Regions from separate parts of the Homo sapiens genome. Here region 2 is linked to region 1. A link is a loop called in an ENCODE intact Hi-C map of the cell type or tissue named here. Cell type or tissue: Caco-2. All regions are shown on one strand.

The links. Hi-C counts contacts between places; a loop is a spot of excess contacts. Peaks named below come from ENCODE experiments on the same cell type or tissue, not always from the same donor. Only the 100,000 strongest peaks of a DNase experiment are listed, where the experiment ranks them.
Region 2: a loop joins it to region 1, with 2.6 times the contacts of the local background. A loop is called at or near these places in 1 of 110 quality-filtered maps.

Annotation. Positions count from the first base shown.
Region 1 is chr5:71,569,298-71,577,297 of GRCh38, forward strand. It overlaps a transcript of BDP1 not described here. Among named protein-coding and RNA genes, the nearest start is that of MCCC2, 14 kb to the right of the region's middle. In Caco-2, no CTCF peak of the experiment used is centred here; DNase peaks (open chromatin) are centred at 2,744 and 4,484.
Region 2 is chr5:71,637,901-71,645,900 of GRCh38, forward strand. It overlaps MCCC2 (methylcrotonyl-CoA carboxylase subunit 2), which reads left to right. Exons shown (of 17, transcript NM_022132.5): 11 at 3,103-3,175; 12 at 5,919-5,995. Among named protein-coding and RNA genes, the nearest start is that of MCCC2, 55 kb to the left of the region's middle. In Caco-2, no CTCF peak of the experiment used is centred here; no DNase peak of the experiment used is centred here.

The sequences.
Region 1 (8,000 bases):
AAAAACTAGCAGAACATGGTGGTGTGTGCCTGTGGTCCCAGCTACTTGAGAGGCTGAGGCAGGAAGATTGCTTGAGCCCAGGAGTTCAGGGTTGCAGTGAGGTATGATCGTGCCAGCCTGGGTCACAGAGTGAGACCCTGTTGCTAAAAAACATTAAAAAATAATAGGGCCAGGCACAGTGGCTCACGCCTGTAATCCTAGCACTTTGGGAGGCCGAGATGGGAGGATCGCTTGAGCCCAGGAGTTTGAGACTAGCCTGGGCAACATGGCAAAACCCCTTGTCTACTAAAATGCAAAAATTAGCCAGGTGTGCTAGCACGCGCCTGTGGTCCCAGCTACTGGAGAGGCTGAGGTGGGAGGATCACTTGAGCCCAGAGGTGGAGGTTGCAGTACGCTGATATTGTGCCACTGTACTCCAGCGTGGGTGAAAGAGGGAGACCCTGTCTCAAAATAATTAGAAAACACACACACTCGCAGTGCCTGGGGGTGGGCGTCAGACATCTCCATTTAAAAAAAAAATCTGCAGGTGATCCTAAGGTGTAACACCAACACCAACACACAAAACAAAAAAATGTGAAACATTGTTCATTCGGACCTGTCTGACTTGAACAGCTGGCCAAGCTGGTGAATCAAATGGAAATGTAGTAGGAATCAACAGATCCCACTCACTATGTGGGTCAGAGAATGGGGGTGGTTTAAACCTTCTACTTGGCCTTTCCTTAATGCCTTATCTCATGGGTTAAGGAAACTGTGTGATGATTCTGCTATATCCTACTTCTGTGTATTCTGGGACTGAGGAAATAATTACAGGATGGGCTCCTGTGAGAAGTCAGACCAAGAATCCATCTTTCACGCAACCTCCATTAGCCTTCACTCTGAAAACTGGATCACAGAGGCTTTTAAGGTCTCTGGAAATCAGTATAATTTCAGAGTCACTATCTTAATAACCGTGAAATAGCTGAGTATTTTTGTTTCCCCAGTGCAAAGACCCTGATGAATAACCATAGTTCTCTCTGCAGAAGGCTTGGGGGAAGATTTATGGTATACCCATGAAGCCACAATTACAAAATCCTTCCTCAGAGGCTCCCATCTGCCCCCTCAGTCAAGGGACTTTGGGTCTATAACCTGATTTATTTAGTCTGGAAACTGGATATGAGGCTCTCTCCACTATGGAGACTTGAGTTTGGTTCTTGCACAACAGACCTAGAATTGTTTTGTCTATAGGTGTCATGCAACACTTTAGAAGGCTGTCAGTCTAACAGGAACCTTGGGATCAATTAGCCATCATCACAGATCCCCACATGTAAAAATACACTATGTCAATCCTTTGCTATGGCTTATTACAGTAATTGTGCCTACCTGGTCTAAAACAGTTCGGCATTGCTGCCTGGCTTCTTCCAGTATTCCCAATGAGGTCAAGGGGCCTAATTCCTTGGCAGTACCTCTCACCATCATCTCCAGTCTGCAAAGGACAACCATCATAGTGGCTGCATCAGCTCTTTAAAGAGGCTGATGCTTCTGTTACCAAGACTTTAAAGAAAAGAGTGTCCTCCAGGCCCTCTTGGGAGTTATGGTTAGGGGGTGTCTGAATAAGATGCACATAAATACAGCCAGTCCCCCTTTATCAGCAGGTTCCATATCCTGAGATTGAGCCCATCAAGGATCAGAAATATTTGAAAAATAAAACATAAAAATAACAATACAACTATAACAAATAATACAAATAAAAAATAAGTATGACAACTATTTATATAGCATTCATATTGTATTAAGTATTATGAGTAACCTAGAGATGATTTAAAGTATATAGAAGAATAGTGCTATGTTATATGCAAATACTATCCCATTTTATTTTATTACTTTTTGAGACAAAGTCTGGCCCTGTTACCTAGGCTGGAGGGCAGTGGCACGATCTCAGCTCACTGCAGCTTCCACATCCTGGGCTCAAGGGATCCTCCCGCCTTTGCCTCCCAAGTAGCTGGGACTATAGGTGCATGCCACCGTGCCTGGCTAATACTTATATTTTTTGTAAAGATGGGTTTTTGCCATATTGCCCAGCTGGTTTTGAATTCCTGAGCTCAAGTGAACCAACCACCCGCCTCGGCCTCCCAAAGTTCTGGGGTTACAGGCCTGTGCCACCGCACCTGGCCCCTGGAACCAGTTTTTCTCAGATACCCAGGGACAACTGTGAATCCATTCCAACATCCTCATTTTCCTGAGTCTTCAGATGGCTTCCTGTACATGGCTTCCTCTGTATAGTAGTGAGCATCAGAATCACCTTGGAGGGCTTATTAAACACGGATTGCTGGGCCCCAATCCTGAAGTTTATTTTAATTAATTATTTATTTATTTTTGAGATGGAGTTTTGCTCTTGTTGCCCAGGCTGGAGGCAATGGCAAGATCTCAACTCACTCCAACCTCCACCTCCTAGGTTCAAGAAATTCTCCTGCCTCAGCCTCCCGAGTAGCTGGAACTACAGGCATGCCCCACTATTTTGTATTTTTAGTAGAGGTGGGGTTTCACCATGTCGGCCAGGTTGGTCTCGAACTCCTGACCTCAGCAGGTCCACCTGCCTCACCCTCCCAAAATGCTGGGAATATGTTGGGAGCCGAAAAGGCCAAAGGGATTGTGACCAACTCAGCATTCCACTGGAGGCTACATGATCAAAGAGCAAACTGTTTATCATGAATACAGAATGTGGGCAAACTCACTTCTGTGCCTGCCCCAGAAAGTTTGCTGAGGGCCATCGCTCCCTGGCCCCGGCTCCTTGAGGTTATCTACTGGGACGTCTAGAGCCTATTGTTCGAGGAATGCAGTCTTGCAAGCCTACTCTGGACTGAGCAGCTGACCTCTTCTTCCACACCCCTTCTCACTATCTCTTTTGCCTAATAAATACAGAGGGCTGTGTAAAGCTCAGGGCCCTTGTTCACTAGAGACAAGGTGTCCCCTGACCCTTCTTCCAAACATATTCTTTTGTCTCTTGTCTTTATTCCCGCATTCATCCCCCTTTGTTCAGTCCACCAGGGATCCTGGCAGGCTGCAAGTGGTGCCTCGAACAGCAACAGAATCTGGTGCTTTACAAGTGGCGTCCAAACACAGGGGCTTCGAGGATGTGAATGAAGAATGTCTGCTAGAGCAGAGGAACTGAAATTGACAAGGCGAATGGGGACCCCGGGATGAGTCTGCTGGCAGCGGATATAAGGTCAGTGCCCTAAAAAGGTACTAGGAGCAGTGCTTTAAAGAAGTACTGGGAATGGGAAGTTTTCTGAATCAGGGTAACATGGAGCAGAATTTGTCTATTGAAGGAAAACATTATGTGCAGTTGCTTAAAGTTTCGTTGAAACAAACTGGTGCTCGGGTTCTCAGACATTCATTAAGATGCTACAGGAGGTTATTACGCATAACCCATGGTTTCCACGGCTTATTAAAACTCTTGATGTGGAAGATTGGGACAGAGCAGGAGAACGATTAAAACAGCCTCATGAAAAAAGGTCTTAAAGTTGATTCTTCTGTTTTTTCCACTTGGAGTTTAATTTGTACTGTACTTCTACCATTAGCTCCTTATTATTCTGTGGGACAGCAGGCTGAGTCTAAAAATCTGAAAGAATCTGTTGTCCCACCCACAGCTCCAGCTGAAAATAAAAAACAGGGCCAGGCATGGTGGCTCACGCCTGTAATCCCAGCACTTTGAGAGGCCAAGGCGGGTGGATCATTTGAGGTTAGGAGTTCAAAACCAGCCTGGGCAACATGGTGAAACCCTGTCTCTACTAAAAATACAAAAATTAGCCGGGCGTGGTGGCATGTGCCTGTAGTCCCAGCTACTCAGGAGGCGGAGGCAGGAGAATGCTTGAACCCGGGAGGCAGAGGTTGCAGTGAGTCAAGATCGTGCCACCGCACTCCAGCCTGGGTGACAGAACGAGACTCTGTTTCAAAAAAAAAAAAAAGAAAGAAAAGAAAAGAAAAAACAGGAGAGGGAGGATGAAAATTGGCCTATACCACCTGCTCCAGTTGCAGAACCATCTGCACCACCTCCTTAGGTAGCAGAAATAGAGACCCCAATACAAATAATTTTACGCTCTGCTGCCATAGCTGGAGAGTCCTTAGGACCTTGTGCTTTTCCTATTTCCATAAGACCTGATCCAAATAATGCACAGCAGCTCATTCATGAACACACTCGACTAGAGTTTAAGTTGTTGAAGGAATTAAAAGTGAGTGTGGTAAGTAAGGGCGTACAGAGCCCATTCACCTTAGGATTACTAGAATCTGTGTTTGGTGCTATGCGTCTTTTACCCTTTGATGTAAAACAATTGGCGTGAACTTGCTTGTCTGCTAGTGCATATCTGACGTGGAATTTAAATTGGCAAGAACTGTGTGCAGACCAGGCTAGACAGAACCGTGTTGCTGGACCCGGAGACATTACAGAGGATTTGCTATTGGGTAAAGGCCCTTATTCAGACCTGGAATGTCAAATGGCACTCCCAGATACTGCTTATCAGCAGTGTGTACAGGCCACTAAACGTTCCTGGGCCACAATTCCTGAAGAGGGAGTCCCAGTACAGTCCTTTTCACATATCATGCAAGGGTTGCAGGAACCCTATGTACAATTTCTTGCAAGATTGCAAGAGGCAGTGAAGCGTCAGATTCCTCATACCGTGGCTGCAGAAATGCTAACTTTAACTCTAGCTTTTGAGAATGTAAATGCGGATTGTAAATGTGCCCTGGCACCAGTGAGGTGTACAAAAACTTGGGAAATTTCCTCAGAGCTTGTCAAGATGTAGGAACTGAGCTTCATCGATCTACAATGTCAGTGCAAGCAATGGCTAATTTAGCTGTTGACAAATCTAAAAGGAGCCAAGGGTCAGACCCTAAAATGGGAAAATATTATAATTGTGGAAAAACTGGACATTTAAAAAAGGAATGCCGCCAGATCTCAGGACAGAAAGGATCTTACAATGCAGTTCCTCCCCCAGCAGAAAAAAATGCCAGGACTTTGTCCTCGCTGTAACAAAGGAAATCACTGGGCTAATCAGTGCCGCTCAAAATTTCATCAGAATGGCACCCCCCTGTCAGGAAACGAGACGGGGCCTGGCCCTGGGCCTCTCAAACAATGAGGGCATTCCCAGTTCAGACCACAACCCCATTTCAGGGATGGGTTCCCGGAGGCACATTGGTTCCTTCACCCCAGGAACACCAGGAAATATAGGATTAGATCTACCCGCTAGAGAAAGAATCATGTTAGTTGGGGGAGACAAACCCATCAAAGTTCCCACTGGTATTTGTGGTCCTTTACCCACAGGATACATGGGACTAATTTTAGGCAAAAGCTGTCTTAACTTACAGGGCATTACTGTAGTCCCAGGAGTGATTGACTCTGATTATGAAGGAGAAATTCAAGTAGTTTTAATGTCACAAGATCTTTGGGTTTTTGAACTGGGAGAATATATTGCTCAATTATTGCTTATTCCCTGCAAATTACACCCTTCTCCACGAAAGGAGAAATGAGGAAATAAAGGGTTTGGGAGCACAACTACATGGGAAGTCTGTCCCAACCAGTAGCCTCTAATAGACCCACCTGTGTAATACAAATTAAAGGAAAGAAATTTTATGGGCTTATGGATATGGGAGCTGATGTGTCAGTAATATCTAAAGACAATTGGCCCCCATCCTGGCCCTTGCAATTAACTTCTGCATACTTACTGGGAGTAGAAACAGCTCAAAGTGTTCAACAAAGTGCTGAGATTTTACCTTGTCTTGGTCCGGATGGACAGTCTTGTACTTTTCAGCCTTATGTCGCAAATACAGCTATCAATTTATGGGGTCGAGACTTACAGCATGGGATATGAAACTTACAAATGAAAACTTTGATAACCCAGGATTTAAAATGTTGAAGAACATGGGATATCACAGTGGAAAAGGTCTGGGGAGGTTCCTACAATGAAACCCTAATCCAATATCAATAACTGGAAAAACAAATAGAAAAGGGCTAGGACCTCAGGATTTCTGATGGAGGTCATTGATATTTCTTCTCCACGCTCTGCCTTACCATTAGAATGGCTCAGTGACAAACCCATATGGGTGGATCAATGGCCGCTATCTTGGGAGAAGCTGACGCAACTTCAGCAGCTAGTAAAAGAACAATTGGATGCAGGACACATAGAGGAGTCAGTTAGCCCCTGGAATTCTCCAGTGTTTGTTATTCCAAAAAAGTCCAGAAGTTGGTGACTGCTGCATGATTTAAGAGCTAGTAATGCAAAAATTCAACTGATGGGCACCTTACAGAAAGGTTTACCATCTCCAGCGGCTATTCCAAGAGACTGGCCTCTTGTAGTAATAGATCTTAAGGACTGTTTCTTTACTATACCCATACATGAGAAGGATAAGCCTCAATTTGCCTTCTCTGTGCCTTCTATTAATCAAAGAGAACCTGTTTCTCATTATCAATGGAGAGTTTTACCCCAAGGCATGCTTAACAGTCCTACGCTATGTCAGCATTTTGTAGGACAGGCATTAAAGGAGCCTCGGAATATGTTTCCTACTGCTTACATCATTCATTTTATGGCTGATACTCTTTTGGCCGCTCCTACAGATCAAATATTGCATCAATTATTCAGAGAAGTAAAGTAAGCTCTTGTTAATTGGAATCTCAACATTGCTCCAGAGAAGGTACAAACAACTTCCCCATACCAATACTTAGGAACTATTGTTACAGAGAGAAGATCGACCAGAGTCACGACGACATCAACCCCCATAACCTGGGACAACTCAAGAAAACTACGCAGGAAGCTGAGAAACTACTGGAGTGTCAAGGCCAGACAAAAACCCCTGATTCCGTGTTCTTGGCCATGTTAGCCATAATATCCTGTGCAGTATGTTTTTCCTGTGCAGAGGCAAAAACATATTGGGCATATGTTCCCAAGTCCCCAGCAGTATGACCCATACTTTGGAGTGACACTCCTCCTAAGATTTATCATGATTAAGGAGCATGGGCTCCAGGACCCCTAACTCCACCTGACATAGAACAGTTAGACTCTCAGAATAATGTCATTAATTATACCGCTCCATTGGAAGGACTTCCTTTGTGTGTCACCACAAAGACATCACTCAGCCATAGCTGTCTTACAGTTCAAGCTCACACATGGTTGAGTCACTATGGGAAAATCATGTACTTATTAAGTCTTGGTTATATTAATGTAACCGGTGTGCTAACCAACCATTCCTGGCCCAATCGCCTTCATTGTGCTGACTATACAGAATGGATTCCCTTCAATAGTTCCTACCCCCCTCCATAGACCCAGTGTCTTGGCCCACTGGCTAGAAAACAATCTATGTTAACTGGAGACATTGTGGATTGGGGACCTAAAGGCCAATTAGATGGAAAAGAAGAAAATCAGAAATCGTGGCACAAACTTTGCTGGCATTGGTGGCAAGCTTTTAATGCTTCTTCTTTATATAACACTGGGATCCAATCCCAGTCGGCCGCCCAGATTGCTTGGCATGGAGCAGGCTTTAGCCCGCCTCTTCCTCAGTGGCATTATCTAGGGAGGAAAGGACCAATTCAAAAGATGATATGGAAGGCAGCATTCCCATTTATGAATGGCAACATCTGGGTTGCCATAATACTATCCAATAATAGCAATAGTAAGCAACACAGTCTTAATGTTACATTTGTAAAGAATATCACCACTCAATTTACAGTTTGTGTTTTTAATCCTTATGTGTTTTTGGCAGCTAAGAAGGACCAGCTCCAGGTAAACAATACCCAATTGACCTGTAAATCTTGCCAGTTATATCACTGCATTAATCATAGCACATTGCAAACACATAATATCTCTACTTTGATGATTTTAGGTTGCATCCCTGGGCTATGGATTCCTGTTAATCTGTCTGAGCCATGGGCTGCCACAATTGCTTTACATTTTGTGAAACTTCTTCTAACTCAGTTTACTCATTGTGTCCGTAGAGGCTTAGGCATGATAATTTTTGCTATTGTTTACTTGGTC
Region 2 (8,000 bases), 69 kb after region 1:
ACGGGGTTTCACCGTATTAGCCAGGATAGTCTTGATCTCCGGACTTCATGATCTGCCCGCCTCGGCCTCCCAAAGTGCTGGGATTACAGGCATCACCCACCGCGCCTGGCCCAGGGTAGAACTTTCAAAATGAGTCAGTCCTCTCAAACCTGACTACTGCTTTATTAACTAAATTTATGTAATACTCTATATCCGTAATTGTCATTTCACAGTGTTTGTAGCATCTTCACCAGGAGTACATTCTATCTCAAGAAACTTCTTTTTTTGCTCATTCATAAGAAGCAGCTCCTCATCTGTTCAAGTTTGAACATGAAATTGCAGCAGTTCAGTTACATCTTCAGACTCCACTTCTAACTCTAGTTATCTCCACCACATCTGAAGTGACTTCATCCATTGAAATCTTGAACCCCTCAAAGTTACCCATGAGGGTTGGAATCAACTTCTTCCAGTATCTTTAATTTAATTAAATATCCTTAATGTTGATATTTTGACCTCCTCGCATGAATCGTGAATATTCTCAATGGCATCTAGAATGGTGAATCCTTTCCAAAAGGTTTTCGATTTACTTTGCCCAGATCTGTCAGAGGAATCACTATCTATGGCAGCTATAGCCTGAGGAAATGTATTTCTTTTTTTTTGAGACGGAGTCTCGCTCTGTCGCCCAGGCTGGAATGCAGTGGCGCAATCTTGGCTCACTGCAACCTCTATCTTCCAGGTTCAAGCAATTCTCCTGCCTCAGCCTCCCAAGTAGCTGGGATTACAGGTGCATGCCACCATTCCCAGCTAATTTTTGTATTTTTAGTAGAGACAGGGTTTTACCATATTGGTCAGGCTGGTCTTGAACTCCTGACCTCAGGTGATCCACCCGTCTTGGCCTCCCAAAGTGCTGAGAATACAGGTGTGAGCCACCACGCCCGGCCCAGGAAATGTATTTCTTAAATAATAAGACTTAAAAGTAAAAATGACTCCTTGCTCCGTGGGCTACAGAGTGGATGTTATAACAGCAGGCATGAAAAGAACACTCATCTCTTTGTGCATCTCTATCAGAGTCTTGAGTGACCAGGTATATTGTTAGTGAGCAGTAATATTTTGAAAGAAATCTTTTTTTCTGAGTAGTAGGTCTCAACAGTGGCCTTAAAAATTCATTAAACCATGCCACAAATACGTATGCTGTCATCCAGGGTTTGCTGTTACATTTATAGAGCACAGGCAGAGTAGATTTAGGATAATTCTGCAACTTAAAGTCACCAGCTGCATTAGCCTTTAACGAGAGAGTAAGCCTGTCCTCAGACGACGTGCACTAACCTCTCCCCAGCTATGAAAGTCCTAGGTGGCATCTTCTTCCACCAGAAGGCTGTTTCATCTACACTGAAAATCTGTTGTTTAATGTAGCCACCTTCATCAATGATCTTAGCTAGATCTTCTGGATAACTTGCTGTAGCTTCTATAATACATCAGCACTTGCTGCCTCACCTTATACTTTTGTGGTACAAATGGCTTTTTTTTTTTTAAACCTCATGAACCAATCTCTGCTAGCTTCAAATTTTTCTTCTGCGACTTCACCTATCCAAGCCTTCAGGGAACTGAAGAGAGTTAAGACCTTGCTCTGGATTAAAGGGAATGTTGTGCCTGGCTTGATTTTCTATCCAGACTACTCAAACCTTCTCCATATCAGCAACAAGGCTGTTTTTGCTTTCTCGACATTATGGATTTTTTGTGAAGATAAGTGAATGTATTTTATGTGGCCTGGTGGTGTTAATTGTAATGCAAATACAACATAGTTTTTCACTAAATGGTCCTAAATTGCTGTGCCCTTTGAGCAGCCGTATCTCTGTGTGGAAGAATGATAGTTGTTACGTGTTGATTGCTTGTTAAAGGTACAATTTTTACAGGTATATAGCACCCAAAACAGATAACTGTTACATTCCCATTGTATTATTGGATTTTTTAGGAAAAGAAGTAAAAAATAATTCAGAGTAAACTTTTACTTGATGGTGAGAAAGATGTTGGGAAGCATTCACTCAGTTTTCAGCCTTTGCATCATACAAAACAAGATTTTGATTGATGTGGCAGACAGAAAAAGCGAAGTGCAAACTATGTAGAAAAATAGTATGTATCATCTAAAATAGTTTCTGAAATTGAAAATATGCTTCCTGTTTAGAACTCCTTACAGTAGTCCTGATATATAATGATAAGCCCCAGGGATAAACTATTTAGTAATTTCCACTCCTTTATACATATGTGGATGATCCTTCAAGTATACCAGATTCAGAATCAATGAGTCTTTATTAAGTGCTTAATAATAGTGATAGCTACACTTTAATGAGAGCCTGACAGTATGCTTTAGTTAGCACTTTATTTTTATTTTTTACTTTTTTATTTTTCTTTTTTCTACCCTGTTAACTGATAGTGCTGTTTATCCTTTTATTTTTTTTTCTAATTTATTATTTCTTGCTGAAAGGAATAGTTAGCACTTTTTACATTTTTTTTTTTTTTTTTTTTTAACAGATGAGGAAACTGAAGCTTAAAGAATTTTCTAGTTTCTCAGTCGGAGAGCTGGGAGTCAGAGCTGGCTTTTCATGTCAGCATGATTTTTGTAGGTTCCTACTTCCTTACAAGTAGATCATATCTTCACAGCTCTTCTGTTCCATCATTCCAGAAGTGAGAACTGAGACTCAGAGGGGTGAAGTGACTTACTCCAGGGCATACCAGTCATACTTGATACCTTAGATTGGAGCCTGTGTCTTTTGACTCTGAGCCCTGTCTCTACCCAGCTTTCTCATTGCATCCCTGAACCTCTGCCGGTACATTCGAACAGTCCTTGAAGCTCTAAGTCTAGCAACCAGCCCTTGGAGCCTTTCCTGCTTTTCTTGCATGCAGCATGGTGCTGTTGCTTGTATAGTGAAGTATAAAATCAGAACCCAGAATGACTTCAGGGCATTAACCAGGCATGTCAAATGAAATTCTAGTGAGATTTTCTGTGTAGTGTGAAATTTTGTGAAAGTGACAACTTCACTGTGAATTGTTTTCCTATAAGTAACTTTAATACAAAAATTCTTTTGCAATATAATTTCTCAAGGCCATTGTTGTTTTTCCTCTTAGGTCATTGCTAGAATCGTGGATGGAAGCAGATTCACTGAGTTCAAAGCCTTTTATGGAGACACATTAGTTACAGGTATAAAGGTGAAGAATTGAAAATACGAACATTTTCTGCTGCTTTGAAAATCAGGAATCTCTTGTTTCAAGACTTTGATACACTTGACATGGGCTTTGTTGTTGAGAGCACTACAAATGTGTGAGCCACTTTTAAAAGGAACTGCTTTATAAACATAATTTGTAGCTTAATGGCTTCATGGATCCAAATAGTTTAAAATGTTAATAGCTAGATGCTGTGGTGTGGGTCCCTATCTGTGACTTTGTGACATTAGTTGTATAAAAAGGTTCTTATAGTAAAATTAGTAGAAAATACTTGTAGTTCTTTTTGTTTTTCTGGATAACAATAATTATTTTGAAAGTTTCAGCACTGTTTCCTTTGTTCTTTACTGTCCAATTCAACGAGGAAGTTTTATATTGTGTTTAGCTTCCCAGAAGGATATAGAGTGAGTTAAACCTTCTCACAGCCTCTGTGTAGGTCTTAAGCTGATTCATGCAGACACTAGATTGAGAATTCAGTATATCACGTCAGGAAAAACAAAATAAGGATGTTTATAAAAGTTAATTTTTTAAATCTAAACTGTTTAGTTTATAGGCCTTTGAAGAAGAGTTTTTGAGATAGATGCTAGACCCATAATAATCTATTTGGGACAAATGGAAGAACAAATTTTGTGAATTTTACTTGTTCATAAAAAACTTGAAAATATAGTAGTTAGTCAAAGGTAATACCAGAGTAGGAAAAAAACTAGCTGCAGAAATCCAAATTGCAAATATACATTGAGGCTTAAGGATAAATCACAGTACTTTGTCCTAGTTTGATTTGTGAACAAAAGAAGGGTTCACACTGGGAGTAGAATTTATGTTTTTGTACTTAGGTGTTTAAGTGATTAAAAGCTTTTTGTTTGATATATAGACAGGATTTGTCACCAAATTGTTCAGAATGTAACAGTCATTGTGTAGCAGTTTAAAACAAGTCAAAGCCATTTCTGCTTTCTGTAAAGATGGATGGGCTGTCTTTGTCATCTGCTTTTATGGATTTGCCTCCTACTTGCTAAAAGCCCTGTGGCACTCTTATCCCCTAGAGTACACAACCTGGTTTCTTCCATCTCTTGACTGTACTGGAGTTCAAATACATTTAGGGACAGAGAAGGGGAGTGAGAAGGAGAAGAAGGGAATGAGAGGCTGGTGGTGGGAGTTGGGGGTGGGGGTGGCGGATAAGAAGGATGGGAGGAATGAGAAGGTGGGAGGCATAAAGGGTGAGGAGGTGAGAGGGAAGGACAGATTTTTCTGGTTCTCAAATGTCTCTGGAAGTTCCTCAGGGTTTCCTCCTGCCTCAGCACTTACCATGTGTAGCCTCTAGTCGTTTCTTGGACACTGTGCTTTCCCGTTTGTAACTCAGGTTTGATCAGGCAGTTGGTGAAGACCGTCCCTCTATGGGTGTCCCTAGTAGTGTGGGGACATGTTCCCTACTCAGCGCATCCTGTCTGTGCCTGGAGATCCCTAAGTGGGGCCTAGTGTGGGTTGAATCTAAGTAGTTAACAGGGTTGCGCATTTGCAGGGGCAGCATCTTTCCAGTGAGTGATGTGTTAAATTCCCATGTCTTTGTGCAGTGAAGCAGGACTAAGAATGGATTTCTGGACTTTTTGGAAGTTTACCCCTTTCTGAATTGCTTCTGTAAGTGGCAGTGCCATTTAGGATGTACTGCATAAGTTTTTGGCTGGGATTTTAGGACTGAAATACATGTAGGTGGCCATCAAATCAGGGTTTCATTGTATCACATTAAATAAACATGATAAGTTAGCCAGGTGTAGTGACTACTGGGGCCTATAGTCCCAGCTGCTTGGGAGGCCAAGGTGGGAGGATCACTTGAGCCCGGGAGGTTGAGGCTGCAGTGAGCCATGATCTCGCCATTGCATTCCAGCCTGGGCGACAGAAAAAGACCCTGTCTCATAAATAGATAAATAAGAACATGATGATTTTTAAAAAGTCATAAACCCAGACAAAGCCAGAGTAAAGAAGAAAAAAAAAACAAATCTTTAAAGATTCAGGCTGGGCGTGGTGGCTCATGCCTATAATCCCAGTACTTTGGGAGGCCAAGGTGGGAGGATCACTTGAGCCCAGGAGTTCCAGACCAGCCTGGCAACATAGCGAAACCCCATCTCTACAAAAAATACAAAAACTAGCTGGGTGTGGGGGTGAGTGTCTGTAGTCTCAGCTACTCAGGAGGCTGAGGTAAGAGGGAGGATCACTTGAAGCCTGAGAATTTGAGGCTGCAGTGAGCCATGACTGTGCTACTGTGTTCCAGCCTAGGCAACAGAGTGAGACCTTGTCTCAAAAAAAAATTCAGTTTTCTGGCTTATCAGTATGTTGATACTCTCTCTTATCTGTTAATTTTTCTTCAATAATTATTTTGATATTAAAAATGATATTTTTATAGTATCCCTAGTGTCTGGTACATACTAGACACTCAGATATATTAAATGAATAAATGGATAATACACTAAGCCAATTATTTAATCAAATCAATCAAGACAAATGGATAACTCTACATGTATCGTGACCCTTTCTAGAAGCAAAAGAAACCAGAGTCTAGGACCTTAGGAACAAGAAGATTGTGACATGAGCTGTTTTATACCATAGACAAAATCTCTTTGCATTTTAAACTTGGATCTGATATTAAAGAATGTGTAAATATGCCTCTTTCTTGTGAATTGAAGCCCTTGGAAAAGCACAAGACATAAATCTTCTTTGAACTTTCTTTTGAGGATTTGCTCGAATATTTGGGTACCCAGTAGGTATCGTTGGAAACAACGGAGTTCTCTTTTCTGAATCTGCAAAAAAGGCAAGTACTGTTAAAAATATTTCAAGATTTTCTGTTTTAATTTAACATAACGTTGAAGGTCAAATAATGAGTTAAAATTTATTGCATAAAAATGCTTAACTAGATGCCTCAGCAACCAGAACACTGTGTGCGCGGGCATGTGTGTGTGTGTGTGTGTGTGTGTGTGTGTGTGTGTGCGCGCGTGTGTATATATGTGCATGTATGTTAGTATTTGAAACAGTTTTTATGGTGGTTTACATTAACATGCTGTGACGAACCATCTGGAGCACTATTAAAAATGTACTCATTTTAGGAAAATTCTCCTAAGATACTTGAGTTATAATTGCTATAGAGGACATGTACATATTCTCAGTTGATAGAGAATACTTGTCCTGAAAGTGCTTCATGTCCTGGAGGGACTCAGAGGTCTCATGGTTCAAAGATTCAGGTGGTTCTGAGACATGATCTGTTTATTCTCTTCTATCCCATTATCGCTTTAACTTTATTGTATTTTTACTTTTTGGAAATGAGAATAGTGGGTCTTTGTTACTGGACCCGTGACTTTAAAAAAGGAAGTTCTTTTTATTTATTATTATTATTATTTAATTCAATCCTCCAAGACATCAGAAAAAAGAGGGAGTTCTTGAATATCTTTTGGCTTAGTTATTATTTGATTTCATATATCATCTCAGATTTACCTAAACTTGGATAAATGTAATTCATATACTTATTTGATAAAAATGTCTTTTAAAAAAATTTTAATTCACCAAACTACTTCAGGAAATAAAATGTTTCCTTAAGAAAAAATATGTTTAGTATTGCTTTTTCTCTTGAAATAACAGGGTAAAAGTTCTCTTTATTGATGCAGGTAATAGGCAGTTAAGCTCTTTCATACCCTAATTGAGGAAGAATTTGTCTTTGGTGAAATTTTTTATCAATAAAATTGGTTTCTGTATTCTGCTACTTATTATTACTCCTTCAACTTGATTATAAAATGAGAACAAGAAATTAAAAGTAACAAAAATAAAAAATCACTTATAATTATACCAGAAATAGCTTTTAGTAACATTTTATTATTTTTTCTTAATAGTTTCCTTTTTTTAAAAAATTGATATGCTATATATAGAGAGGTTTTGCATGTTTTCATTTAATAGTATATAGACAGTATTTCTCAAAATATTAGATATTCCTGAAATAATGACTTTTAATGAATATATAATATACTTATTTCAATAGAGGAAATGTCAGAGTGAGTCCAAACAAACTCTGCCTGGCTTTATTTGTCAGCTTGGTACAAATAAACCCCAGAGGAGTTATGTTTGGCCTCAGCCTGACGTTTCATTTGTTGAAATAAGCCCCAAAGGTCTATGTGATTTTCTCATTCTTGTAAACGTAGTCATATTGAAGTCGAGCAATTACTTTGCAATTTTGTACCTGACAAGGCATTTCCAGCAGAAGTAAAGAGAAATTCAGATAGACTAAAACATAAAGGAAATGGTTTATAAGAGTTTCCTAACTCATACAATCTTTAGGGAAGAAATAGTTGTATTTTTGTATCATTAAATAATTTCCTAAACTCAAGGTTAGAAGATTTCTATCACTCATCTAATCTAAAATCCCATTTATCTGGGGAATGTTGGCAAGGATGATATATTTACTATAATCCTGATGCATTAAAGAATTTCAGATGATCATCAAAATGGAAATGTCATCTTCATATCCCAGGAGGGTTTATATTCTGGCTTTTCTAAAGTGGAGAGCTAGAGAATTATCATATAGCAGAGTTCAGCAATTCTCATTCGCATCAGTTCTTTCTTTTCTGTTACTTAAGTTTCACTTGCTGTTTACAGTGTTAGTGATTGACCTCATCCTTGACGCAACAATAGTCTTAGAGCCATGTGCCAGTGATTATACAGGTGATTGTGCAAAACTAGTGTAGTACAAACCTACAGTTACATATCCTATTGATAATGGAGTAGCACTGTACTATTACTGTTACTCTTTCTATAAGGTAAGACTAGCCAAA